2 separate regions of the Homo sapiens genome follow, and region 1 is linked to region 2. A link is a loop called in an ENCODE intact Hi-C map of the cell type or tissue named here. Cell type or tissue: IMR-90. All regions are shown on one strand. Links, peaks and the distances in the headings refer to the core of each region. The heading gives the core; the rest is flanking DNA.

Region 1 (5,319 bases), core at 320-5,319, 150 kb before region 2:
ATTTCTGTTTCCATTATCCTGCTCCAAAGTGTGTGAAGTCCTCATAATCAGTCAAATATTATAAATATAATAAACTAAGTGGTCACCCTATTTAGTCTTTCAGATCATCCTGCTGACTTCTAAATTAATCATCTAATTCAACTAATATTAATTATATACTTGTGATGAGCCACGTAATTCCTGTATGCCATATTGCCAACAAACTTTACAGCAGAACTCCAAACAAAATCTAATTACAAAGGAATGAGTCTGCTCAGGCTGAAGGTGAGGACTGCACAGCTGCTTAGCCATCCTCTTGCCTATGGCTCTCAATCTGACTTCCTTTGAGGCACCTCTGGTTAGTCCCATTCGCCCTCAGAACCTAATTTGGATTGTATTTGTACTTGCCATTTGCACACTTCCAGACTGCTCTGTGGAATTATCTTACTAGATAATAAGGGAAATTCCGCTCCTAAGTTAATGTCCAACAGAAACACATGCCCCAGTGCATCAAGAGACGAGTAGAATGTTTATAGCATCATATGTAGTTGCCCCAAATTAGAAACAATCTAAATGCCATCAGTATTGGGAATATTCAGCAATAAAAATAAGGGAACCATTGCTACATCCAACAATATAGGTGAATCTCACAACCAAGCTGAGTGAAAGATAGACACAAAATATAATCCAATACTGTATTTCTGTAATAGTTCAAAAATTGACAAAACTAAATTATAGTGTTTAGAGATCCATACTTACGTAGTAAAGGTAAAAAAAAAAACATAAAGAATAGAAGCAGTTGCCTTGAAAATTCAGATAGTGGTTACTGATGGGGGTTTAGGGGCTTTGATTGAGATGGGACATGAGAGGCTTCTGGGGGGACTATCAAGGTCTTTTCTTGATCTGGGCAACGGCTACATAGGGTTTGCTGTAAAACAATAAGCCAGGCACTGTGAGTCATGCCTGTAATCCCAGCTACTCGGGAGGTTGAGGCAGGAGGATTGCTTCAGGCCAGGAGTTCAAGACCAGCCTGAGCAACATAGCAAGACCCTATCTCTAAAAACATAAAAATAAAGCTCTACTCTACATTTTACTCACTTTGTTATATGTGTTATATTTCATAATTTAAAAGTTTTTAAAGAAAGTACCAAGGGGCTAGCAATTAACCCAAGGCCATTGTTTTAGATTTGATAGTCAAATCTACATTTTTCCCATTCTCTCAATCCAGTCCCAAAGGCAAAAAGAAAATCCATGAACTTGAAGGGGGAAAAAAAATCTCCATTCAAAGAATAATTTTGCATCACATAAGACATACATCTGTTAGGAACCAGAAATAAGTAAAAAGCAACAAACATTCAAGGGCCTACTCTGCACAAGATTGAAGTTGTGTGTTCATTTCAAATAGTGCTCAGCCAGGCATGGTGGCTCACGCCTGTAAATCCCAGCACTTTGGGATGCCAAGGCAGTAGGATTGCTTGAGCCCAGGAGTTGAGACCAGCCTAGGCAACATAGTGAGGCCTTGTCTCTATAGCCAATCAGTCAGTCAAAAACAATGCTTTCTGTATTAGATTGCACCAACTTTCAGGTCCTTTCTTTTTCTAAGTTACTTTAACCATGCCATTTTCTACCTAAAGATGAAAAACAAACTCATTTTCAATGGTTGTACAATTTAGAAAAGTGCCTGTCCCAGGCAGCTGCCTTGCAAAAGTGATTTCGTTTAAAAGGTCAACCTGAAAGCCAGTCTAGTTTTGTCTTTCACAGTTTAGCTATAAATAGAGCATCATATTTGATAATTCAAATCAATACATCTTCTCAAAAGCAAAGGCTAAACGTTTTCTCCAGTTTAGGGAAGTCATAATGTATAGTCCAGAGATTCCGAAGCCCCTCTCAACCAAATGTGTTGGTTAAACTTACTTACTACATTTGATTTCAAAACTACACTTTGTGGGGCCCTGTTAGTTCTGTTTACTAGGTGGCCAAGACATTTCTATCATCTCACTCTGCTCCTCCCTGATATTGTCGAGTTTCATTTTTGTGCATTTTGTGTGTGGAGAATGTTTATAGCTTTGACCTCTTACTAGTTAACCCCTGCACTTGTCAATCTATAACCTCCTCTCATCCTCAACAAGACCTCTCCAAACTCAAACTCTCTTACTACCATTAGGTCTGTCCATTTCTATTTTATTATTATTTTGAGACAAGGTCTCACTCTGTTGCCCAGGCTGGAGTGGAGTGGCACAAACACAGTTCACTGTAGCTTCAACCTCCTGGGCTCAAATATCCACATGCTTCATCCTCTCCAGTAGTTGGAACCACAGGTGTGCACCACCACACCCAGCTAATTTTCTTATTTTTTGTAGAGACAAAGTCTGCACCATGTTAACCAAGTTGGTCTCAAATTCCTGAGCTTGAGCAATCTTCCTGCCTCAGCGTCCCAATGTGCTGGAATTATAGGTGCGAACCACCATGCCTGGCTGAGGTCTGTCAAATTTCTACTAGCCCTTAGAATCTCTCATTAAAAAGACATTTTCCCTTCTCAGGGGTCGGGCGCGGTGGCTCACACCTCTAATCCCAGCACCTTGGAAGACCGAGGTGGGTGGATTGCTTGAGGTCAGGAGTTCAAGACCAGTATGGGCGACATGGCAAAATACTATCTCTACAAAAAAATAAATAAACACAAAAATTAGCCAGGCATGGTGGCTCGCACCTGTAATCCCAGCTAACTCAGGAGGCTGAAGTGGGAGGACCGCTTGAGCCTGGGAGGCGGAGGTTGCAGTGAGCCGAGATTACACCACTGCACTTCAGTATGGGTGACAGAGCCAGACCCTGTCTTAAAAATAAAGAAATAAAAGATAAAAAATAATACAAAGTACTTAAAAAGAAAAAGACATTTTGCCTTCTCCACAAAGCCTTTCCTACTTTCCCTTTCCAACTCAGCATCAAATGAAGCCTGCTACATGATTAAACTCCCCAAACTGTTTATAATTTCCTTATGGCACATGTTTTTATCTTTTATCGTATTGGGTATTATTTGTAAGTTTGGGCTACCTTCAGAGCAGGATGTCTCCGCCTTCCAAAGCAGCAGCATAGGTACTCCAACAGTATTGTGCATTGAAGGTGATTTAAAGGTGTACGCTGGGGAAAATCCTATTAACATCATACTATTGTTAAGGAGTATGACTCTTTCCAAAGGAGTCAGCAGATGGTTGTTTGAACTAGGCACCAGACGGATAGTTGATTAGAAACTGTGGTTTCAACTTACTATAAATATTTGTCTTAGAAATGGCCCTTTGTCAAGGGTATTTCCAGAAAATTTTTCTGGCTGTATAAAGTGGTGCCAAGTTAATGAATGAAATACTTGGGAAATCTGAAGAATTATGGAAAATCTTAAAAAGACAAAATGCAAAGAAAGAAAATACTAGGAACAATGAGGCAAATACAAACGAAAAGATCCACACCAAAATTAGGGGTACATAGTGTTTATACTAGCAGACTCCTGGCCTTGAGTCTGACTCTCTGAGGAAAGAATTCTCCCAATTACTCTTCATAACTAGGCTTCAGAGGAGCTGGATAGTTTAACCACTTACTTGCTGTTAAGAACCTGGTCAAGGTACTTACTCATCTTAACCCTCTTTTCCCCACTTGTGAAATATTAGCTATTACATTGGGCTGTTGTGAAGGCTGAAACAATACATGTAAAATGCTTAGCACAGTGCCTGACAGAGTAGTGTTCAGCAAAGTATTAGTGACTAGTTTAAAACAGCACCTTAAATTTTGGAAACAATTTAAATGTCCATCGATATGGGGTCTAGTTAAATATAGTATACCCATACAATGGAAAACTATATTGTATAGCTGTAAGAAGGATGAGAAAGCTATGTACCAATATGGAATAAACTTAAAATATTAAAATTTCAAGAAAGTACGGCATATTATTTATGGTATGACATATTTTTGTGTAAAAAAGAGAAAATATTGAATTCACTTGTATGTAATCAACACCAGAGATGTACTCAAGAAATGTGAACAGTGGTTATCTGGTTGGGGGACACGGGTGGTGAAGCAGATGGGAATGAGGCTTTTCATATAATTTAACTTTTTGATTAAGTTACTTTCTAAAGGCAGTTTATGTTTTAAATAAATGTATACAATGTGGGTTGTATCTCAGACTAAAATCCACAGGAGCCAGGACTTGACTTAATAATAGCCTTTTCTTTTAATATTTAAATGTAGTCTTATTAATCAAAGTAAATGGATCTACTTAAGTATATGCCAGTGTGTCTTAGTGTTTCTTATCCACACACAAGGCAATCCTGGACTTAATTTTTACCAATAGGAAATGAGGCTATATAATTGAAATGAAAGAGTTACAAATACCAGTGTAGTAATGTAATTAGACAGTGGTACTGTCTTCATTTGTTTTGTTGCCTCTGGAGAAGGCTAGTGTAGTTGTCGTATGACTGACTGCTGTATGAGTCTGAGAAGAGTCAAGCAGTATGAAAGTGATCGGCTAAAATTTCCTAATAGATACTGGATTTTGTTCTCATTTAACTTACTATTTGGTAACAGTGACAGTGCCAGGTGTCCCACGTGGTTAACCCCATAGCTCCACTTCTGCTCTTTAGCAGCTTCTGCTTTGCATCATGTTTCCTCTGTTTGGTATTTAACAGCAGTGGTTAAGATCAGGACAGAAGTCACTTATCCAAAACATTCTCATTTTAAAAATCATTTTATTGTCATTTCATGGTTAAAAAAACATACATGACATGACTATAAAGTAATGAGACGAGTTCTCAGGTGTGGGTTGGATTACTGAGTCTCATTAATATATAGTCACAATCCTGACTTGAGCTTGGAAGAAAAATATGCCTTCGCTATATGATTATCAATTTTGTTACTTAAAATTTATTGAGTGCCAACAGAGCACTAGGCACATATATAACACAGAATTATACAGTCTCTATGTTGTAGACTATATTATTTACATAGATTTCTCAAAGATAACATTAAAGCATGTATTTACAGAACTTTAGACAAAAATAACAATACTGTAAATCAGCAAGTTTCTGTCTAGCAAGGAGCACCTTTTCATGAATGAGAGGGTTTTGCAGAACTTATTGTGCAAAAGCACTTTAATTCCATTACACAGCAAGTCCATATTATTATATAGTTCTATAAAGCTATAAGAAGAAAAACCTAAGTGGGAAGCCATGATCAGTTTCATTAGGTCAAACGCATTTAGGAAATTCTCTGCTGAGACTGAAGCTTAAAAGGCTACAGTCATATTTACATATTATAGCAGAAAAGCTAGAACTACAGCATGCAATTCAATGAGGTGGA
Region 2 (5,388 bases), core at 147-5,146:
ATACTTGATGAAGGACTTCTACCCAGAATATTTTGAAGAACTCACAAAATTCAATTAAAAAAAAAAAAAAACCGAGGCCAGGTTCAGTAGTTCAAACCTCTAATTCCAACACTTTAGGAGGCTAAGGCAGGAGGATCACTTGAGCCCAGGAATTCAAGACCAGCCTGAGCAACATGATGAGACACCATCTCTACAAATAGTTTACTTTTTAATTAGCCAGGATTGGTGGCGTGTGCCTGCAGTCCCAGCTACTTGAGAGGCTATCATGGGAGGATCACTTGAGCACAGGAGTCGAGGCTGCAATGAGCCAAGATTGTGCCACTGCACTCCAGCCTGTGTGACAGAGAGAGACCTTGTCTCAAAAAAAAAGAAAAGAAAAAGAAAACAACCCAATAAAGAAATGGGCATGAGATCAAATACTTAGTTACTTCACCAAAGAATATATACAGTGGAAAAAAACATATATTAAAAATGTTCACATTCATTAGTCATTTAGGGAAATGTAAATTAAAAGAACAATGAGATATTATTACACATCTTTTAGAATGGCTAAAATTAATTTAAAAATTAACAATATCAAATGCTAGCAAGGTTGAGGGACAACTGGAACTCACATATTGCTAATGGAAACACAAAATAGTTCAGCCATTCTCAAAAACAGTTTAGCAGTTTCTTATGAGATCAAATAAATATTTAAGGTATAACCCAGCAATTTTACTCCTTGGTATTTACTCAAATTAAGTGAAAATTTCTGAAAAACTTATATGCGAATGTTTATAGTGTTTTTAATCACCAAAGACTGGAAGCAACCAAATTATTCATCAACTAAAAAAGAATAAAGAATCTTCAGTATATCCACACAACAGAACACTACTTAACAACACAAAAGAATGAATTCTGATAGAGGCACTATGTATAAATCTCAGATGTACTGTACTAAGAAAAAGAAGCCAGGCTTAAAAGGCTTCATACAGTATTATTTCATTTATATCACATTCTTGAAAAAGCACATTTGTAAGGGTATAAAACAGATTAGCGGTTGCCAGAGACTGAAGATGGAGAGCTGGACTGACTACAAGGGACAGAAGAATGTGAGGGGTAACACAACTGTTCTACATCTTCATTTTGGTGGTTCTTACACAACTGTTTGCATGTGTCAAAACTTGCAAGGCAGTACTAAAATGGGTGAATTTTACTGTGTGTAAATTATATTTAATAAAAAGGGGGGAATGATTTCACTACTTAAGTAATGTCAAGCAAAAAAAACAACTCCAACAACATAGAGTTAGCAATTTTCTAATCTGTGTTCTTTCACACAATCACTGTTTCGAGTTCCACCACCAAGTATAACTATAATCAGGAAGCAAAAGATAAGGGTAGAAAATTTGCCTTTTTTATGTAATAAAAAATAAAGGTTAATTACTAAAATAATTTTAATAGTTAAGTGTACTAGTCTTAAATGAAAAAGTAGTTACGTCCATAGATAAGTCTAATATTAAAAAAAAACTAGTTGAGAAATGGTGATCACATAAACTGCTTAAGGAAGCAGGAATTATTTCTCATTTATTTTCTGTTTTTACATCTGAATATAAAACATACAAGCACACAATGAATAAACAGCTTTTCAGTGATCCTTTCTATTTGCAATTTTCTATAAATATTAAATACTCTAAAAATTAAATGGCTCTGTATAATCATCCCAAACATAACACTGAAACCAAAAAACAAACAAAAACCATTAACGATATAAAAATTGCAAATTCTCTAGGTCTCAGTTCCCTCAACAATAACAATCAGCCAGGCACAGTGGCTCACACCTGTAATCCCAACATTTTGGGAGGCCAAGGTGGCGGCATCGCTTGAGGCCAGGAGCTGAAAACTAGTCTGAGCAACACAGAAAAGCCCTGTGTCTACAAAAAAATTTTAAAAAAAATTTTTTTTTTTTTGTAGTCCCAGCTATTCAGGAGGCTGAGGTGGGATGATCCCTTGAGCAGAGTTCAAGGCTGCAGCCTGGGTGACAGAGACTTTGTGTCTGAAAACAATAACAACAGTAACAATCTCCTCCAATTATTTCCCTCTTCCACAGGCAAAACATTTTATGACCTTTTTTTTTTTTGAGTCTGAGTCTCACATTGTCACCTGGGCTGGAATGGAATGGAGCGGTCTTGGCTCACTGCAACCTCCGCCTCCTGGGTTCAAGTGATTCTCCTGCCTCCACCTCCCCGGTAGCTGGGATTACAGGTGCCTGCCTCCACGCCCGGCTAATTTTTTGTATTTTTAGTAGAGACGGGGTTTCACTATGTTGGCCAGGCTGGCCTCAAACTCCTGACCTCATGATCCACCCGCCTTGGCCTCCCAAAGTGCTGGGATTACAGGCGTGAGCCACCGCACCTTGCCTCACATTTTATGACTTTAATGGAATTTACTATTACTAAACTATATTGAACATAATTTTTGTTTTGAAGAATAGTAATACACAATTCTTATAAACCTATTAAGTTAAAACTTCTCATTGGAGAAATAATCCTGGTCTTATCCCAACATTACATACATAAAACACTTAGCACAGTATCCAAGACACAATAAGCACCCAATAAATAGTAGCTGTTATAGATCACAATACTTTAAAAGTCAGTTATATTTCTATCACAAAAGGTTTTTTAAATATACTGTAACCAGAATAGCACAATTTGATGCATGAGGAAAGAGACAGAAATTGTTAAAGATAAACTTGTTCTCTTATCTCTTCATAAAACCACTTTAATACCCTAAGATGTTCTGAGAATTCCAAAGAAATTTAATCATTTATAGCTATTACCTTTAGAAGTAAGATATAGGTTTTGGTTTCTGAAAAGTTAAGAGACTAGCACCATCTGCTGGTATGCTGGCTTATTCCTATGAATCCCACTCTACAGATGACGCTGAGGTAATATAAACATTGCTGGATCTCAAAAACCAGTTCAACAACACTTGAAGACATTGATAATGGTAGGGCATCTTTAGGGATGCACAGAGCACATGAAAGCCAGAGTCTACTCACTGATGGGAAGTATAAACTAGGGTTAAAAATTCTACTTGGGTATACTTTTTACTAGGCTGAATTTTCTTATGCAGATTATTGCCTATGCTATCACTACTTTAGTGTAGAACCTAATCAGCAGTGACAGTGAGATACCAGACTAAAACAAGATAGCAGAGAGGGAGGTGCCCTACTTATGTAAGCAGTGCCTACGGACAAGTGTCCCTAAGAAACAGGAGAGAGCCACATGTGAGAAAAACACCAAGTATGGCTGAGCTCGGTGTATGTCCATCTCTCACTCTCTAAATATACCAGCATTTTATGATTATAGAAGATTTAGCAAATGGGAAAAATTAAAGAGATATTTAAGAAGCATTAATATGGGAAAGGGAAACACATACTGACAAGAAATAACCTCATTCAAGAAAAATCAGAACTAATCAAAAAAAACTTTAAACAGTCATAATAAATAGCCTCAGGCAGACATGAAAAAATATCAGAAATACAAAGCAGGAATAAGCAGTTAAGAGAAAGAAAATATTGGCTGTAAAAATATATATAATTATTGCAATGAAGAATTTTAAAATGGTTTGAATAAGAAAATGAACAGAGTTGATTTAAGAATTAATCTAGGAAATGTTCCAAAGGGTCTCAGAAAGCGACAAAAAGATGAATAAAGCGCTAGTTAAAATATGGTGGGGAAAGTAGTATTAGTGTAAATATCTACCCAAAAGGAATTCTATAAGCAAAGAAAATAAACGAAGAAGAATTTGAAAAAATGACAGAATTTTGCAGAATTCACAATATGAAATCTCAGATTGAAATGGCTTAAAGTGCTAAGGAGAAAAGATAAGGAAAAAAAAAAGTCCATACCTAAATGTACTGGAGTAAAATGTAAGCCTTTCAAAGACAAAATTTTAAAAGCTTCTAGCAAGAGGAGCAGGGGCAACATCACCTAAAAAAGAGCAGGGTCAAACTGATACCAGATTTCAGAACACCACCAGGACAGGAAGAGGACAATAAAACATTACCCTATCCTCAAAATATTGAGGTAGAAAAACAAATCCATGCTTAGAATTTTAAATCAAGGTAAATTATCACTTAATTGTGAATGGTAAACATATTATAGGCAGACAATGCCTCAATGTTTACCACAAAAAAAAGACCTTCTTTCAAAGAACATTTGAAAAATGTAATCTAGTCAAAAAAGAAATATATCCAGAAGAAAACAACAAAATATGGGAAGGAAAAAATTTTAGAAGATGTATTGTTATCTTAAAACAAGTGTATTCATAAGAATAAATAATTAAAACATCACATCACCCTATTTCAAGAAAGTAGGGGTGCAGTGTGGAGAGTATGCTAAACTTCTTGGAATTTGTTGGGCAAGGAAGGGAGAAGAGAAAGATTCAACTTGGACACTGAAGGGATATGATATAAAATGGCAGAGCTAAGTTCTAACATAGAAATAATCACATTAAATTCTAATAGGTTAAACTCAGAAGACATATTCTCAGTTTAAGTGTAAAACAACAATCCAGGCCAGGAACAATGGCTCACATCTGTAATCCCAGTGCTTTGTGGGGCCAACATGGAAGGACTGCTTAAATCCAGGAGATTCGGGCTCCAGTGAGCTATGATCGCACCACTGCACTCCAGCCCAGGCAACAGAGCCAGACCCTATCGCTAAAAACTAAATAAAAATTAAATTTAAAAATTAAGTTAAAAATCCAAAATAAATAAATAAAACCAGGATCCAGCAAAGCTGAAAAAAATAAAGAAACAAAAAGGTACCTAAAAAATATGAACCAAAATAAACCCACCATAGTATCAAAAGAATTTAAATTCAAAGGCAAGGGCAATAAAAGACAAATGGAAACATATACCGGTAAAAAAGCAAATGTGAATATACACAGATACACATATATACAGCCTCAACATACATAAGCAACAACTTATGTATAGATACACATATATACAGTCTCAATGTACATAAGCAACAACTAAAAATCTGTGTGCAAAAACACAAAAAAACACAAAAAACACAAAAGAAACACAAAAACACCAAAAAAACACACACGCAGAAAAAACAACTAAAAATCTGTGTGCAAAAGAGATTAACAATTCTAATTAGACGTTGTTAACAAGCCTTCAGAAAATGACAAAAAAAATTTAAAAACCTCAAAATTTGAAAAATGCCACTTTGAAAGTCTGATATCATATGACGTATGTGACATCACAATAAACATAAAATATATTCTTTTTGAGCTTACACAGAACATTCATAAAAACTGACCATATAATAGCCCAAAGAGACACTTCAATTACCTTCCCAAATCAATGAAATACAGACTCTGTACACAAAGTAT

What was found. A loop is a pair of places that touch in the nucleus more often than their neighbours do. Peaks named below come from ENCODE experiments on the same cell type or tissue, not always from the same donor. Only the 100,000 strongest peaks of a DNase experiment are listed, where the experiment ranks them.
Region 1: it touches region 2 in a loop (2.2-fold over the local background); 8 of 110 quality-filtered maps call a loop at or near these places.

What each region holds. Positions count from the first base shown.
Region 1 is chr12:45,907,411-45,912,729 of GRCh38, reverse strand. ARID2 (AT-rich interaction domain 2) reads right to left here. Exons shown (of 21, transcript NM_152641.4): 21 at 4,693-5,319. Among named protein-coding and RNA genes, the nearest start is that of SCAF11, 81 kb to the left of the region's middle. In IMR-90, for the core only: no CTCF peak of the experiment used is centred there; a DNase peak (open chromatin) is centred at 3,229; H3K27ac peaks cover 160 bases.
Region 2 is chr12:45,760,198-45,765,585 of GRCh38, reverse strand. All of the region lies in intron 3 of ARID2 (AT-rich interaction domain 2), which reads right to left. Among named protein-coding and RNA genes, the nearest start is that of ARID2, 33 kb to the right of the region's middle. In IMR-90, for the core only: a CTCF peak has its summit at 2,888 (motif pointing left); a DNase peak (open chromatin) is centred at 2,885.